Linked DNA regions of Homo sapiens: region 1 is linked to region 2. Evidence: chromatin loops called from intact Hi-C (ENCODE). Cell type or tissue: mammary epithelial cell. All regions are shown on one strand. Each heading gives the region's core, and the rest is flanking DNA. Links, peaks and the distances in the headings are about the cores only.

Evidence for each region. Hi-C counts contacts between places; a loop is a spot of excess contacts. Peaks named below come from ENCODE experiments on the same cell type or tissue, not always from the same donor. Only the 100,000 strongest peaks of a DNase experiment are listed, where the experiment ranks them.
Region 1: it touches region 2 in a loop (8-fold over the local background); 12 of 110 quality-filtered maps call a loop at or near these places.

Annotation. Positions count from the first base shown.
Region 1 is chr5:168,364,495-168,367,404 of GRCh38, reverse strand. All of the region lies in intron 1 of WWC1 (WW and C2 domain containing 1), which reads right to left. Among named protein-coding and RNA genes, the nearest start is that of WWC1, 74 kb to the right of the region's middle. RefSeq lists an enhancer at 1,753-2,286. In mammary epithelial cell, for the core only: a CTCF peak has its summit at 1,659; DNase peaks (open chromatin) are centred at 1,114, 1,564 and 2,184; H3K4me3 peaks cover 257 bases; H3K27ac peaks cover 1,764 bases.
Region 2 is chr5:168,287,086-168,289,995 of GRCh38, reverse strand. No RefSeq gene overlaps it. Among named protein-coding and RNA genes, the nearest start is that of WWC1, 3.1 kb to the left of the region's middle. In mammary epithelial cell, for the core only: no CTCF peak of the experiment used is centred there; a DNase peak (open chromatin) is centred at 1,465; H3K4me3 peaks cover 294 bases; H3K27ac peaks cover 899 bases.

The sequences.
Region 1 (2,910 bases), core at 296-2,795, 77 kb before region 2:
AGCCGAGATCCCGCCACTGCACTCCAGCCTGGGGGACAGAGCAAGACTCCGTCTCAAAATAAATAAGTAAATAAATAAAAAATAACAAGACGAAGGGTGAGTCTCAGAACAATCTGGAACACAGAGCAAGCTGTGCTAGAGATACAGAAGGTGAAATGAGACAAGAGGGACATCTGAAGCAGGCAAAAGGCATGGGGGCTTTAGCATATTTGGGACCTTCAGTTATCTATGTGTTGGTGCAAGGATATTCAATAGACCTGGGAAATCCATGGCTGCTTAATAAAGAGGCAATTAAGTGTTTCAAAGTCGGCTGGGTGCAGTGGCTCACACCTGTAATCTCAGCATTTGGGAGGCTGAGGCGGGTGGATCACCCGAGGTCAGGAGTTCAAGACCAGCCTGGCAAACATGGTGAAACTCCATCTCTATTAAAAATACAAAAATTAGCTGGGCATGGTGGCAGGCACTTGTAATCCCAGCTACTCGGGAGGCTGAGCCAGGAGAATCGCTTGAACCTGGGAGGCGGAGGCTGCAGTGAGCTGAGATCACACCACTGCACTCCAGAGCAAGATTCCATCTCAAAAAAAAAAAAAAAAAAAAAAAAAGTGTTTCAAAGTCATTAATACAAATGATTTACTGAGCTTGCTGGGTGTGAGGATGGAGATGGGGTTAGGAGGACGGGACTGAAACCCCGAAAATGTGTCACTATCTGGAAAACCATTAACTCCACTGATTGTTCCAGCCTTACACGTTGAGATGTCAGAGCCAAATACATTTATTCGCTCCAAGCATCAGTAATGTGACAGACATGTGGATACCCTACCAGGACACAATGCTGATTCCACTTGCAGTGAACACAGACACTGTGCCCAAGAGAAATAAAGCAGAGGGAGGCAAGAGGACCCAAAGCTAGAAGGAGAGGGCAAAGGAGAGAGAAACACTTTGGGTTTGATATTCTCATTCCCCTTTGATGCGATCACAGGGGAAATGCCAGAGGGCTGACTGACTGATATCCTGACTCCCAGAGCTCTTCCATGGGAAACAAGGAAGTGCCTATGGAAGGCTATGCAACTTACAAGAAATCTGGACAGCAAGATTCTCTCCGGAACAAATGCCAAGAGGGAGATGAATTATTCAGTGTGTAGAGATGTGTCATTCAGGATGAAGAGATGTGTTTTTGGCTGCACAAAGATTTAAACAGACACACTCACACATACATACATGCACACACTCACTCTTCCTGGCAGTTAAGGAGAGGAATTGTCCATTTAAACCAGCCACCCCCCGTCCCCCAGGAACTGTGGGTGCTCCACTGGCCTGAAATGTTTCACCTTGGGCAAGTGCTAAGGATGCAACCTGGGAAGAAATGTCCACTTTCAGATGTGGCCAGGACTTGGGGGCCTGCCTGGAACTCCCAGCCCCCACCCTCGGGTGAAGCAATTCACCACCATCCAGCCTGGTTCAGTCGGTCCCTGCTTCCAGCCTCCACAACTCGGGCTGCCGAAAACCCCAATTGTGAAATCAAATGACCCAGATGCTGGAGGGGCAAGAAGGGAGGGTGCCAGACAAGAACGAGTTCTGCCTCTTCTTAATTACAAATCTCTAAAGGAGCACAAACATTCCTGAATGTTTCTCAACAGGCCCTCCTGGAAAAACGGCCAGATGTGTCGCTGTGGAGACAGGTAGGTTCTGCCAGGAGCACCCTACAAACAGCACACAGGCACACCTGTCGGGGAGAGCCACCCCGGGGGCTGGAAGCCTCCCTTACCCTCCTCTCAGGGGCAACCACCAGTGGGTAACTGGTAGTTACTTTCCTACGGGCTGTGAGGACATGAGACCACGGTGGGCATTCGGCATTCTGACAATGTGCCTTTTCTAAGGAGGCAGCTCAGAGGAGGAGAGGAAAGCCTTCTGCCAAGTTTAATACTGGGTGGTGATTCTCTCGGGACTGAAGAATGCATACCCTATCTTTCATGTTCCTAGTGTTTCCCAAGCAAGTCCCAGCTTCCCACAGTAACCTCTTTATTACCGTCCAGCAGGATGCTGGCCTGCTCTCTCTGAGGGCTGGCTGGGCGGGATCACTTTCTAAAGGGCCCTCCAGACTCCAAGCCAAGAACTGTCCAAACTTTCAGCCGAACCTCTCCTCCCCAGCCCAGGCACAATGGCCAGGCTGGTTCTTCCCGCCCTGGGCTGTTTCACACGCATAGTTCCCATAGCTAAGGTTGCACAATTCCTGATAATGCTCCTTCACCTGGGGCTGCTGCAGAACACCATTTCTAAGCAGTCCCTTCACCTTTAGCTCCGGGGAGGCCAGAATGAACAGGAAGAAAGGCAACGTTTGAAGTCCTTCTTCCTTTAATTCAGTTTGGTTCAGACTCTTTTACTCATTGTCTAACAAATCTGGGCATGATAAAAATAACCATCTCTCAAGTTTGTTAGGAGAGCTGAGCACATGACACACAGCAGAGCCTTCGTTAACACCAGCTACAGAGGAAAGAGACAGATAGGGCCCTGCCCTTACAGTCTAGAGGGCGAGATGCACCCCAGCCAGAAGCAAATCAAGAGGGCCATTTCAGAGAGATCCATGCTATTCAGGTGAAGTGGAGGCGGAGGTCAGCTTTGGCGGCTCTGGGGCCTGGGTATGCACTTTGGATTATTCCTCTGACCACTGCCCTTGTGTTGAGCTGGAGGGTGACCCAGAGACACTCTCTGCCTCACCCTCCACTCTCATCCTTCCACCCTCATTTCAATCAATCCACCAAGCAACAAGCATTTATCAAGTGAGTATGGCACTCCAGGCCCATGCTAGGCACTACGAGGGCTCAGACGCTTGAAGAAGCCATGTTTCTGCTTCCAGGGGCAGAGGGTCTGGCCGGGGAACAAGACTCACACTCCAAACAGGCAGGGAGTCAT
Region 2 (2,910 bases), core at 212-2,711:
TTACTACATAAAAACCCACTATTGATTAGAGCAGTAGCCCCAAAGCAAAGCCAACCTGGTGCTAGGTTCTTTGAATACATGATCTCAATCTTCATAACAACCCTCTGGCATAGGAAAGTCTATTTATTATACCCATTTTACAGATGAGGCTCCAAGATGCTTTGTTGTTGGCCTGGGATACAGAGCTCATAAGACAGACTAGGTCTGACTCTAGTGCAGTGTTCTCAGTTATTAACCTATACTTTCTTTTTTTCTTTTTTTGAGATGGAGTCTCCCCCCATCCCCCAGGCTGGAGTGCAGTGGCATGATCTCGGCTCACTACAACCTCTGCCTCCCAGATTCAAGCAATTCTCCTGCCTCAGCTTCCAGAGTAGCTGGGATTACAGGCCTGCGCCACCACGCCCAGCTAATTTTTGTATTTTTCAGTAGAGCTGGAGTTTCACCATATTGGCCAGGCTGGTCTCGAACTCCTGACCTCAGGTGATCCGCCCACCTCAGCCTCCCAAAGTGCTGGGCTTACAGACATGAGCCACCTTGCCTGGCTGACTTTCTTTCTTTCTTTCTTTTTATTTTTGAGACGGAGTCTCGCTCTGTCACCCAGATTGGAGACTTTCTTTCTTTTTTAAATCACTCTGCAGCCTCAGAACTTCCCCATGGTTGGGATGTGGAACATGACTGATACTGACAAATGTTCATCTCTGTTGATGTTTGCTTCATAGTTTTTTGGTTGAGAAGCAAGAGCTCTAGAATCAGGCTGTTTGGGTCCCAAGCCCACCCGGTTTTCTAGCTGTGTGACCTTGGGCAGCTTGCTTCACTGAAGTCTCAGTCTTTGATTTGAAAAAAAATCACATAACAATATGGACTCCTTTGGGCTTGTGGTTAGGGCAAAGCAGGAGGAGAAATGTGAGGGCTTGGCACTCAGCAGCACGCCTTCATCTCAGGGGCTGTGGTGCGGTGCATTCGGAGCACCGTGCCTGGCAGCAGACACACCTCTATGAAATGTGGACCATTTGAAGTATTTTCTGTTCAAAACACAAATCCACGTCCTTTCCCCTTCTGAAAATTATGCCTGCTTGCTTGCAACAGTCCTCCTAATTGCTGATTTTTTTTTTTTTGGCCTTATTTTTCAACCAAGCCTTTTTACTGGTTGGCATTGATTGTGAAGAGAAAACACCTTTTAGACTGCCAAGTCCCACTTTCGTTTTAGTCCAGCCACCCAAACCCTGGCATTTTCCAAATGGCTTGCTTCTTTGGACCTTTTGACCTGGCCTGGGAAGCAAGAAAGAGAGACCAGAGCAGGAATTGACTCCTGAATTAAGGCCTAGGTCTGTTCGCTCTTTTTACCTCCCATCCACCCCCAACGAAAGAATCCCAGGTTATCTCGCAGAAGCGGCAAGCAGGGTGAGGTAATAAAACAGATGACTGCCTGCCCCATGTGATGGCGCGTGAATCATCCCGGACATTCTGCGAGGCTGAGGGCAAACGTGAAAGAGATTAAAGGTAAAACCGGCTCAGCCACATGATAGGCTGAATTGGACGTTACTCTACAGGTGACTGAACTGCAGGAATCCGAACTGAAGACAAGAAGCCCAGCCCTCTCCTGGCCACCCTCCTGGGGCTGCGTCTGGCTGCCCGCGTGTGGAGTTGAAGGAGACAGGCTTGGGCAGTGTTGGGCAGTGCAGAAGTGACCACAGGCCAAGCCTTTCTAATGACAAAGGCCACATCCCGGTGGCCCAGAGGAATCACCTGAGCCTGAGACAGGCTGTCTTGTTTTTAAAAACGATGCGCACTTGAACCCTTTTCTCCACTGCAACTGCAGGGAAGAAAGGCCGTTATCCACACGTGTTTTAGAGTGTTTCAGAGAGCCAGAGTCACATATTCCATGAAGATGGTAAAGAGGAGAAATTAAATATAAAACAAAGGAACAGATATGTTAGCAAGTCCAGTTTCCTGTTCGCATCTGCATTCTTCAGGGGAAACTGAGGCTTTGAGAACCTCTGCTGAGATTTTGCTTCCTGCTCCATGACTCTACCTCCCTACCTCATGCCGTCCCTCCCACACATCCTGGGGAATGCACAGTTATGTTCTATGATGGAGCCAATAATGTCCCCTTTCTTGAGTCATGCATTATTTGAGGTTCATAAATGTACTGTGGACTCTTTTTTTCCAATGATGGGAAAACACGTCCTAAGCCAGAGAAAATGAGGGTGGAAGAAACCTTGGTAACACGAGAGCCGAGGCAGAAGAGATGGTTTTTTATTTACCTCTCGGTCCTCCGTGCTTAATTCAGTGCTGGGAAATCAACTGAAACAAGTCTTGCACAGCCTACTCATTTTACAAACAGAGAAATGGAGTTTGTGTGAATAATGATTTACTGCCCTAGTTCCTGCTGGTTCCATTTCATAGATGAGCAAACTGAGATTCAGAGAGGCAAAGTGACTTTTCTGTAGTCATGTAGATATCAACTTAGCTGCTTCTAGTGAGTTTTTGCTTCTGGACTCCCAGTGTGGGCTTTAGAGTGCCTGTGAAGGAGAGATTTCAGGGCCATGGTCTGGTTGGGAAAGGAGGTGGGGTGGCCAGGAGACTCTCCTTAAACTCCTACTTATGTTTGGGTTGTGCGTCTATTTGGAGTGGATGGAGGAGGCCATGGAGGTTGATGAGGGCATGCTAAAACTGGTCACAGCTGAGCTGACAATGAGAGGGCAGAGTTGAGGTGGGGTTCTCAATTCTAAGAGGAGGAGATAGTGCCCTGATCCCCCATTGCCTGCCCAGTGCTGTCCACAAGACCCCCCAAGGGGATTGGTGTAGGGGATTTCACAGGCTCAGCGGTCTCTGTGGGAAGAGGGGTACTTTTCTCCCTTTGTTGCCTGTCTTTCCTCCCCACTTGTTTCCTTGCTGGTTCTTTTTATT